Regions from separate parts of the Mus musculus genome. Here region 2 is linked to region 1. Evidence: chromatin loops called from intact Hi-C (ENCODE). Cell type or tissue: left cerebral cortex. All regions are shown on one strand. Each heading gives the region's core, and the rest is flanking DNA. Links, peaks and the distances in the headings are about the cores only.

What was found. A loop is a pair of places that touch in the nucleus more often than their neighbours do. Peaks named below come from ENCODE experiments on the same cell type or tissue, not always from the same donor. Only the 100,000 strongest peaks of a DNase experiment are listed, where the experiment ranks them.
Region 2: a loop joins it to region 1, with 3 times the contacts of the local background. A loop is called at or near these places in 2 of 42 quality-filtered maps.

Annotation. Positions count from the first base shown.
Region 1 is chr7:118,241,369-118,246,740 of GRCm38, reverse strand. It overlaps Smg1 (SMG1 homolog, phosphatidylinositol 3-kinase-related kinase (C. elegans)), which reads left to right and starts at 3,104. Exons shown (of 63, transcript NM_001031814.1): 1 at 3,104-3,536. The coding sequence starts at 3,451. 4930583K01Rik (RIKEN cDNA 4930583K01 gene) reads right to left here and starts at 2,834. Exons shown (of 2, transcript NR_027879.1): 1 at 2,776-2,834; 2 at 1,190-2,013. In left cerebral cortex, for the core only: no CTCF peak of the experiment used is centred there; DNase peaks (open chromatin) are centred at 2,220 and 2,931; H3K4me3 peaks cover 2,619 bases; H3K27ac peaks cover 1,597 bases.
Region 2 is chr7:118,126,596-118,131,967 of GRCm38, reverse strand. Arl6ip1 (ADP-ribosylation factor-like 6 interacting protein 1) reads left to right here and starts at 2,343. Exons shown (of 6, transcript NM_019419.2): 1 at 2,343-2,499; 2 at 4,701-4,834. The coding sequence starts at 2,464. It overlaps Smg1 (SMG1 homolog, phosphatidylinositol 3-kinase-related kinase (C. elegans)), which reads left to right. Exons shown (of 63, transcript NM_001031814.1): 63 at 1-656. In left cerebral cortex, for the core only: a CTCF peak has its summit at 2,682; DNase peaks (open chromatin) are centred at 2,275, 2,938 and 4,660; H3K4me3 peaks cover 2,592 bases; H3K27ac peaks cover 1,366 bases.

The sequences.
Region 1 (5,372 bases), core at 373-5,372:
AACATAAAAAATTGGTCCAGCATGGGCTATATAAAACTCTGGCAAACAGACAAACAAATGAACAAACAAACAAACCAACACACTGTGAGGGAAACAATCTAAAAACCAGACTTTGGAACTGAGGAATGGCATCAGGCAAAAGGCACCTGCAGCCAGACTGAGAGCTGCTCTAGCAGGGAGCGAGAGGGGACCTGAACAAATTGGAGGACTTCAGTCAGTTCTCATGATAGGTCCTGCCCTTAGTGCTTTCTCCCTAAGCTTCTTGAGGGCTGGGTGCTGATGGCTGTCCTAGTGTCAATTTCTTGGTTAGTAGGTACTCCATCAATTTTGCTGAATTTCGACTAAAAGACCAAACCATGATTAGATGACATATTAGAATGTACTAAGGACTGGGGCTGGAGAGATGGCTCAACAGTTCAGAATATGTACCCCATCTATATATTCTTATTATGTAGTCTGGCTGTCCTGGAACTCTCTGTATAGACTCACACTCACAGAGATTTCCCTGCCTCTGTCTCCGATTCCCCAGCTTAAAGGTGTACTTTACAATACAGGGCTCAAGAACATACACTGCTCTTACAGAGGACCTGAGTTTGGTTCCCAGCACCCACTGGCTGGCTCCAAACTGCCTATAACTCCGGTTCCAGGAGATCCAACGTTCTCTTTGGACTAATAGTACCCTATTAGTATTTGCTACTCCCCACTCCTATAATTAAGAATAAAATACTTAAAAAATACTAGATTATGTGTTTATCATTGCTTCTATAATTAAACATATAAGTAACAAAACAAGAATACCTTCTAAAAATCCAGGCATGGGGCTGGAGAAATGGCTCAGCGGTGTTCTTACACCGGTTTCTCTTCCAGAGGTCCTGAGTTCAATTCCCAGAAACCACACGGTAGCTTAAAACCATCTGTAATGGGATCTGATTGATTCCCTCTTCTGGTATGTCTAATGACAGCCACAGTGTACTCATATAAATAAAATAAATAAATCTTTAAAAAAAAGGCAAAACCAGGCATAATGGCACATGCCTGTAAATCCAGCACCCAAGAGGCAGATGCAGGAGAGTTATGAGTTGGAGCCCAGCTGTGCTTTTTAACTTATGCACCTGGTGGGTCCCTTCCTTGTATCCTTTTTTCAGTGAGAAGTAAATTGGCATTTATGAAGATGCCCAGAGCAATTTCAGTATGGAAGCAATCTTATTGAAGTAACGATCATTATTTTACAGCACTGGCGATTGAACAGGAGGCCTCAAACATGGTAGGTGACCAAACTGCTGCAACACTGAACTACTTTCCAGCTCCATTATTGATTTTTTTTTTTTTACAGTAGGTTGGTGACCAGGCCTGGGTCTGGCCAATTCCTTGTGGGAATTTCTGTCTTGAGTCAAAGATCGTATTTTTCAGAAGACTTTCCCCCCACTTCTTCTGCAATGGTGGGCAATGTGGGTGGCAGAAAGAGAAAAAAAATCATTTGATTGTCTTTTGGAATAGCAGGATCCTCCTTCATTGACGGATTTGTGGGCATACTCAGGATCAGATGGTGGAAAAATGTAAGGGATATACTCATAGGGAGATATCGCCTGATAATTAAGTACTTTAGTGATAGTTTTATTTCTTGGGGGTTGGGTAGGCAGTGTCCCATGTAGGCCAGGTTTGCGGAAGGTGAGCCTGAACAACTTCCGGTTTCCATTTCTTGAATGCTAGGGTTACAGACACATCGTCATGCTGCATTTATGGGGTGCTGGGGATGGAACCCAGTGATTCGTGCTTGCTCCTGCTTTGAGCATTCTACTTTCTGAGCCATGTCCTTGGTAACAATTTTGAATTACTTAAGTGATGTATACATACTTCTCTTGTGAGGCAAAACGATGGATGGCCTAAAAACTTTATGTGGAAAAGGTTTAAATACTTGCTTGATGTGTATCTCGGCTATTTTTAAAGTTGAGCCTGCAGCTAGGGAGATAGCTCAGTCATTAAAGTGCTTGCCCCGCACACACGAGAAACCACCTGAAAAAAAGCCAGAAATGGTGTCACCGTTTGTAAAGCCAGCGTTGAGGAAACAGAAGATTCGTGGGGCTCTCTGGCCAGCTAGTGAGAGAGAGACCTTGCCTCAAAATACATGGTAGCTGGAGGCTTATGAGCAACACTTGAGGTTGTTCTCTGTACTTCACATGTAAACACGCACACAAAGGAGTATATTGCGTTCACATAATGTGCCCAGTGCTTTATCGAATTCTTTCAGGAGAGTGTGGGTAACAGGCCTCTTACTACTAGAAGGAACCAGATTACAGAGCACAGTTCATGGGGCAGGAAGCAGGCGTTGTTTTTCACTTTTGGAAAATATGTACCAGGACTGCATGACATTTCAGGTAGGGGTTGAAAAGGTGTCGCTTTCACTTCCCCTTCCTCGATTTTACTATTCTGACTTTTTCCCTTAAGACGGTGGCAGGCAGGTGGACGCACGTGAGCGCCAAGGGCACATCTGTGTGCGCGCATTAGCGCTCAAGGGCACGCTCCCCCTCCTGTCCTCCATTGGACGCCTGTTCACACCTGACTGCCGGTCCTCCGAGTGTATGGGAGGGCGTGTGTGGACCCGGGGTGGAGATCCCCTCTCCCATGATGCCCCGCGACGAGTCCACATTGCTCTCTACCACCCGCAGACAGAGCTGCTGCTCAGGAGGCCCAGGGAGGTCCGCTCGGGTCCCTGCTCTCCAGTAGTTCTCGCCTTCTCCTCAAAGCCCCACCCCTTTTAGCTACGCGAACGCGGACCTCGCCTTGAAGTCTAGGCTCTCAGAACTCCAGTGCCTCTCGAGCAGGTCCCGCCTTTTGACTTTCGCCCCTCCCCTCTCCAGGTTCAGCAGCCACAGACCACGCCCCAACTAGTCCCGCCCTTCTTCTCCAGGCTTGGGGCGCGCCGGCACCGCCCCTCCTAGGTGACCCTACCCCTGTCATAAGCCCCGCCTCTAGTCCATATTCTGTGACCAATAGCCCCGCCTTTCACCCCGAGCCCCGCCCCTCTCCAGGCTCCTAGGGCGCCGGCACCGCCCCTCGCTCCCAGCATGCCGTGCGGCAGCGGCGGCGCGGCGGGCGGAGCCGGGAGGCGGGGAAGCCGTGGCCGTGTGAGCGTGAGGAGCCGCCGCCACCGCCTCCTCGCTGTCCTCGTCCTCCTGGGCCCCAGCGTCGCGGGCCGCGCGCTGCCCTGGAAGAGACGTCGCCTCGCCTGCCTCCGCCTCCCCCTCGCCGCGCCGCTCCCGCCTCCTGCTCCTGCGTTGCGGGCTCCAGCGGAACCCGGAACGGCCGTCCGCCTCCCCCGCCCTCCGCCGCCCCCTCCGCGGCTTCCTCCTCAGCCCCGGGCCAGATCGCAGTGTCGGCGGCGGCCGGTTCAGGCGGCGACTCGCGCTTCTTCGGGCGGCGGCGCTTGGCCATGTCGTGTCGGGGAAGGTAATGAGCCGCAGAGCCCCGGGGTCTCGGCTGAGCAGCGGCGGCGGCGGCACCAAGTACCCGCGGAGCTGGAATGACTGGCAACCCAGGTGGGTGACCGCGTCGAGCCTCGCCTGGAGCTGGCCGAGGCCTAGGCCCGCGGGACTGGGAGGCGCGGCCTAGGCCCGCGGTCCCTGGAGCCGGGCGCGGCTTCCTGGGTGTCCTCCGGGCCTGGTCCGGCAGGAAAGCTGCGGGCAGCGGAGGCCTCTGTGCCCGGCTGGCCGCCTCAGCCGGATGGCTGGAGCAGTGGCTCTGAGCTTGGGTGGAGGAGGACGTTCCACTGCCGTCTAACTCCAAGTTGAGATTTGAGGTCCAGGAACCCTCCCTGTTACCTATTAACTTCCTCGGCTCCGCGTCCAGTCCTCATGCCAAAGACCACCTTAACTCTGCGTCCTTCTGGACTCCCACGTGTTAATTAATGTATTTTAAAAGCTGAGAACTCTACCGAGGTCTTCCTCTGACTTTAGACAGGATGTTAGTCGACCAAAAGATGAGATTATGGGACTGTGAATGAAATCGACACAATCAGGCACTGGGGCATTTTAAGTTTTCCCCAACTGCAGAAATAGTTTTTCTGGAAACAGTAATTTCCCAGGGCGCTTTGGAGTGAATTTGTATTCTCAGGAGTAGAGAAATTTCGTTTTGCATGAAGGAATTGGAGTCTGGTTGGATTTAAAATATTAAGAGAAAAATACGAAAGAAAAACTATTTCTAGTCAGTTCTTTCTGATTATGGACTGGTTATACTTAATGTAGGTTCCCATTCTTTGCTGAGTAAAGGCTTCAAGTATTCAGAGACTACTTGAGCTTTAACAGTGCCTAGGACTTCCTAAATGTATAAAACCTGTCTTTCAGTAGAAGTTGATGTATTCTTTGAAGTACACTCCGTTGTTCAGAATGGCCACGTGAATGGAAAGCGTACACTTTTTGGTGTTGGTCTTGCTTTCTAGTAGATCCTCCTAATTTCAGAACAGCTTGGAAGTGGAGTATTTTAGAAGTTAGTGTGTTACATTTTAAGAGTTGGTAGAGAAATTAAAATGCTCTTTGGCTAATAGGGGTACACTTATTTTGTTTAACGTGCATTCCTAAACATTGTGTCTCTTGAGAACTGATGTTTGTGACTAAATGATTGTAAAAACGAATGCCTAAGTCTAGATTTGAGATTTGAAGCAGTTATAAGGAGTGTTTGCAAAATCATCGCTTTGACTTGCCCTGCATGAAGGTTTGTGCAGTGCGTTAAATAAAACAAGTTGACATTCTTTTCATTGACATGCTTTGATTTCACTGTTATTGAAATGTGTGAGGTTTGATTTTAAGCAGCTGACACATTAGGTGATAAATGAACTTGAATTTGACTTTTGATAGAGCTCTTATTTAAAAATGGATTCTACAGCTGGCTATGGTGGTGCACACTTTTAATCCCAGCACTTGGGAGGCAGAGGCAGGTGGCTTCCTGAGAGTTTGAGTCCAGCCTGGTCTGAGTTCCAAGACAGCCAAGATAAACCCTTGTCTCCTGTCTCGGAAAACAATGGATTCTACTATATTTTAGCATATTATGACCTGTATACACACACACACACACACACACACACACACACGCACACACAAAAACACACACAGAGCAGAATGGCTTATATAGTTAAGGAATATGTGCATAGGTTGTTAGTTAATGTCACCTATGTTTCAAATATTTTTGTTTCTTGGCATAGTGAGGGTGTATGGGGAAAGGATGAAAACTTTCTATGAGCTCTGATTGAATTCTTGGATAGAGAGTACGACTATGATGAGGTGCACACGTGGGTTTATGGAGTACAAGGCAGGAGTACTTGCTTTCTAGAGGAAACAGGAATATACACATACCTCATAGCAAACTTGGTTTATTTGTAA
Region 2 (5,372 bases), core at 122-5,121, 110 kb after region 1:
CAAGAGGAGGCAGTCACTGTACTTTGCCTGCTTTTGGGCCTAGATAACGTCACTGTCTACAAAAAGCTAACTGCTTAGGTTTGAAAAGGCAACCATGTAGAGAAAACTTGACAATTGGGGCTCATTGGGAAGTTCTAGTGCTAATGTTAAAAACTCAAATCAGCTGGCTATTTGAAGATGGCAAAGAATATAGTTCTGAAATTTTATTTTTCCACAACAGGGTGATTGGCAGTGGTTGTTCTCCCTTTTTCTGACAGTGTGGTTCAGCTCCTGTTTCAGATTCTGTGTCATTTTTCAATTTACAAGTCACTTAAGTTTCTACCTGGAATGTCAGGTGGCAATGACATCACATTTTGTGTTTTTTTTTTTTTTAAACTCTTATTTAAGAGTAAGTTGAGTTGAACTGAATCTTCCTTGTCTTAGTAACATTGTACAAATAGTGGCTTATTTTTAAGTTGTAATGCCTCCTGATGGATATAATTTTGTGCTTGTATTTAAGATTAAAAGTTGAATAAATAACACCAGCTTCCTGAAAATGTCCATAATGCATCATTTGAAAAACAAAAACACCTGCCTACTTTACATTAACATGGTAAAGATTGTATGAAATACCTGTTTTTCAAAAAAATAAAAATAAAGGTTCAAGTCTTAAAAAGATAACAGTATCTAAGCTCTGAATTTATTGAAGTAGATCCCAGAAAGTTTGTTTTGCAATAGTTTTGTGGCTTTTTTTTTTCATATTATCTCTCCAAATTAAAAAAATTTCTTAAAAAATGTTTTACTCCCTTTTGAACAGCGAGTTAATTATTTCAGTAGGAAAGTTCTTAGATAAGAATCGACACCTTCAATCCCAGGGGAGGCAAGGATAGGTGGAATTTCTAGGCGAATCTGGTTTATAAAGCAAGTTTCAGGACAGCCAGGATTACACAGAAAATGCATGAAGCTTAATTTTAGCAATATTTAAAACAAAACTGCAGAGCCTTAATTGTGAGTGAAAGCTCTGAAAGAAGAAGAGTATTTGCAAAGATCTTCTTCATTTGCAGTGCCAAAGTTCTGAGGAAGATTTGTGTTACGAGCTTCATCTTCTGACACATTTCAAAAGGTCACTTTGTGGTAGAAAAAGAGGTGTTTGTAACCTCTGAGCCATTTGGAAGGTTAGTGAGAGCTGGATTGGGACCTGGGACTGGCCTAAACTTAAATTTTACTTTGGGAACACCGACTAAACTAAGCTTTCTGGGGCAGTAGCCAAGTTGCCAAGGAAAAACTTATTACTCTGCCCTCTCTTAGCAAAGTGACTGCTCCTGGTACCACCAAGATGGGCACCTCATTGCTTGGTAGCAGCTGTTTGGGTCCTTTTGTTCTCAATACTGAGGAGAAGGAGGGAATTCCAGGCTTTACAATTTTTGACATGATTTCTGTATCAACCGAAGTCATAATATCCCCCCCCCGCCCCGCCCACACACAATGAGCGTCCTTCCTGGTCAAAACTGTTGTCTGTACCTTCTAGTACTTTCCACAAGTTCTATGACAAATTGTATGCCCCTTTGACAGAGCCACCATAGGCCAGGAAGGGACCAGGCATATTTAGGAGCACTATGTGATCTCTCACATTTCTCTTTAACCTCCAAGGCCTTTAAAGAACCTGGGAATTAAGGAACGAAGTGTTTTTAAAAATAATTTAAAATTAGTTGAAGGTCGTATTTAGCCTGGCTTCCCCATACATCCATTAATCTATCAGTCTGAAGCCCTCCAACATCCGAATTGCTCCTCTACTCATCCATCCCTCCGAATGAAGCGCTCCCCTAGCTACCTGAAGTACTCATAGATTATCAAGTGAAGCACCCCGCAAATGATTCCCCCAAAAACTGGCTGCAAATGAAGCCCTTTAAGAGTTTGTGCATCTTCCATGTTCTCCAAAGGCCAGAGCTGGGGAGAAGGCACAGACAGCGCTCACTTGGGGCAGCCAATACTTCAGTCAGCAGGTGCCACAGCAACCTAAAGCGTCCTTGCCCTTCCAGCCTCCGCATAGGATGCCATTGCGCATCCCCTGCGCAGCTGAGCGGACAGGCGCCTGAGCGGTTTTGATTTCCAGCAGAAGAGCTAGGGACTAGAGAGGCCCCAGGATTTAGGAAGATCTGGGTGAGAGACTAGGTACGGCGGTTGAACCGCTTCCTTCCGCTCCGCCTCTCGAGGGCCACACCCCTGCACTCTGATTGGTCAGAGTCTTTCAGTTTCGCTCTCCTTTGACCTGGATTTCAAGTCATGCGCTAGCTGCCGGTTGGCCCGACTTCCCAGAAGCCGGAGTGCGGTCTACCCAATGAGGAGCGAGTTTCGCGAGGGCTGTCGGGAAAGGCAGCTAGCCTATATAAGCAGACTGCGGGGCGTTCCCCCGCGCTCGGGTTGCCTTGCTGGTGTTGGGGGGATAGTGTGTGTTCGCTCGTTGATAACCGCGAGTCTGGAACGATGGCGGAGGGGGATAACCGCAGCAGCAACCTGCTGGTGAGTTGCGGTGGTCAGTCTGTCCCCGGAGTTTCCGGATGGGCCTCCTGGCCTCGGTGGACTACCAGGGACAGCCAGGCCTTATCTCCACGGTGGAGGTCGCTGCTGGCGATCCCCAACGTCCCCCGGAATCCTGCACCATAAGGCTTGGGCCGTGCGTGAGGAAGTGTGAGAAGGGGGCTGTGGCAAGAAGGAACCTGGGTAACAGGTTGGGGCACTCGGCCGCCAGGGGCCTTGTCTAGCGCTCCGGCTCAGGCCGGAGACCTACCTGTTTTGCCCTTTGATCTTAATCTCATGTTCCGTAGATTATTTTTAATCATGATTCTTTTTCTCCTAAAACTTGGCGCAAGGGTGGAGGGTCAAAGGGCTGCTACAGAGAATTAGTTTATCGCTGACACAGAATTTGTTGGAGCTGGCTGGTTGGAGTTCACCGCAGGAAGCTGAAAACGGGTTCTGCGGAAAGGACAGTGGGGGATCCTGGCACTTGTCTGGGAACTGGCGAGGGACTCACGGGACTGGATGCAACTTTAAAAATGATTTAGCACGGATTTGACGGAGCTACACGAGATGATGGTATTAGAAGAGGGCGCGTTTGCTTCATTACAGGTCTTTGTTTTTGGTTAGGTCTTTGTTTTTGGTTTTTAAGGCTAGGTTTTCGTGTAGCTTGACGAGGCTAGCCTTGTATTTGTCATCCTCCTGTGCTGGGATTACAGTTGCGCATCACCAGGCCCTGCTAGTTTCAAATTTTTAACTGCATCACCCACCTAGGCAAGAACGAAAGATCTTTTTTTTTTTTTTTCTGTATTGTCATTCCCCAGAAAAGGCAGGCCATATCAGAAATGAAAAAAGCAATCAGCTTTTAATGCCTGCCTTTTTAACTGCTAAGTGCCGACAAGATTCTTCGGGACAGTTTTGATTAGTGCAAGATTTTCAGTTTGTATTTGTGTTTAGAGGTGCATTCCCTGTATCCTTAAATTCCCTACACACACACACACACACACACACACACACACAGTACCATACAATAGAGATGCTTACCCTGTACCCTTAAACTCCTCCTACACAATACCAGCAAACAATTCAATAAGAGGATTAATTGCTGTACAAGGAAACTATCATGGGAGAGGGCCTGATCACTACTATTTCCATCATTTTAAGGAGAGCAAGTCCATTAGTCTTGGATTTCCTGGATTTAAATATATTAACCCCTTTATGTCTCAGTCGCCTTATCTTAAAGTAGAGGTTGTGAGAATACCTTTTCCAGTTTTTTTGGAGCGTCAATTGAAGTATAACATGTAAAATGTTTAGGATTTCTAGTATGGGGAGATGTCAAAAGTACTTAGTCACATATCTCATCTTTATTAAAATTAGCCTGAACTGTTCTATATTTGCATATTCCTTTGTGAAGAGTTGATAGTGTCAGTTGGGCATTGTGTGTATGTAGTTCCTGGATGTTGAATCCAGAGTTCTGCACAAACAGGTTCTAAATACCTTCCGTTACCAAAGTCCCTGATAGGTTCAGGTCACAGTAGCCCATGGTAAAGGTGTGCTTTTGGCTAGTTGTCACATATGCAGAAAAATTTTGAGATTTAATTGAAATTCTATCATTAATGATGAGGAGCCATTAAGTGCTGAGCTCACATAGTTTGGTTGAAAGAGTTTTCTTTAATTCCACAGTGACTGCCAACATCAGAGTCATTCCATTATACAAAGCTATTTTAGAGATTTATGTACTTAGTGTTAAGGGAAAGGTTCTCCTGATGGATTTAGAAGGACTTCAATCAATAAAACGGCCAATCGACAGATCAATGCCAACCACCTGAAATGGGCAAACAGAATATTCAATCTAGTAATATTCTGAGCACTGCCTCTTGGCTCTGTGGCTGCATTTGGGGATATTAGTTTCCCATATTAAGCTCACTTTCATGAATATTGAAATAAATTGTGAAATCTTGGGAATATTATTATACATCATGGACATATGGCCCAGTGCTAAAATGACCATTAAAGCCTAGGCTTTTTCCTACCCATGGATTTTCATATTTGGTGCCAAAATTGCAGGTTTTCATGACTCACCTTGTTTAAGATAACAGTTTTGTAAAAGGCATTTTACGTGTTTTTGATGCCTGAGAAAGTACTCTCTGAGCCACCAAAGTGTTGAGATTGGCAAAGTAACAGTCTTAACTGTTGATCATGTGTAGGCCGTGGAGACTGCAAGTCTTGAAGAGCAGCTGCAAGGCTGGGGAGAGGTGATGCTGATGGCTGACAAAGTCCTTCGATGGGAAAGAGCCTGGTTTCCACCTGCCATCATGGGTGTGGTTTCCCTGCTGTTCCTGTAAGTGAGATTCTATTGCTAATGCTCAGAGGGTTCATAGCCTGTGCTTAGAGAAGCTTTTGTAATACATAATCCAAAAGGAATGCCTTTATTGCAAGCAGCTTGCCCTCTTTCTAGATTTGTAGTCCTTATGTAAAGTTGTAACTTGATGCAGTTGAGTAAATCCCGGACACGCAAACTCTTGTGTTTCAGCACTCTTGCTTTATTATATTCCTTCTAGTAAATTTTGAGGACCCAGCTGGGCGTGGTGGCGCACGCCTTTAATCCCAGCACTGGGGAGGCAGAGGCAGGCAGATTTCTGAGTTCGAGGCCAGCCTGGGCTGCAGAATGAGTTCCAGGACAGCCAGGGCTAACTGAGAAACCCTGTCTCGAAAAAACCCCCAGGAAAAAAAATATTGAGGACTCCAGAGGTTTTGAGTACTGCTGTTTACATTAACCGCTATGGCTGTGACAACATCACGCCATGGTGCCCCTGGAACGCCTCTGTGAGGAAGTTAGAAAGGGAGCAGCCCCGGCTCTGAGAGTCGAGGGGAGGGAG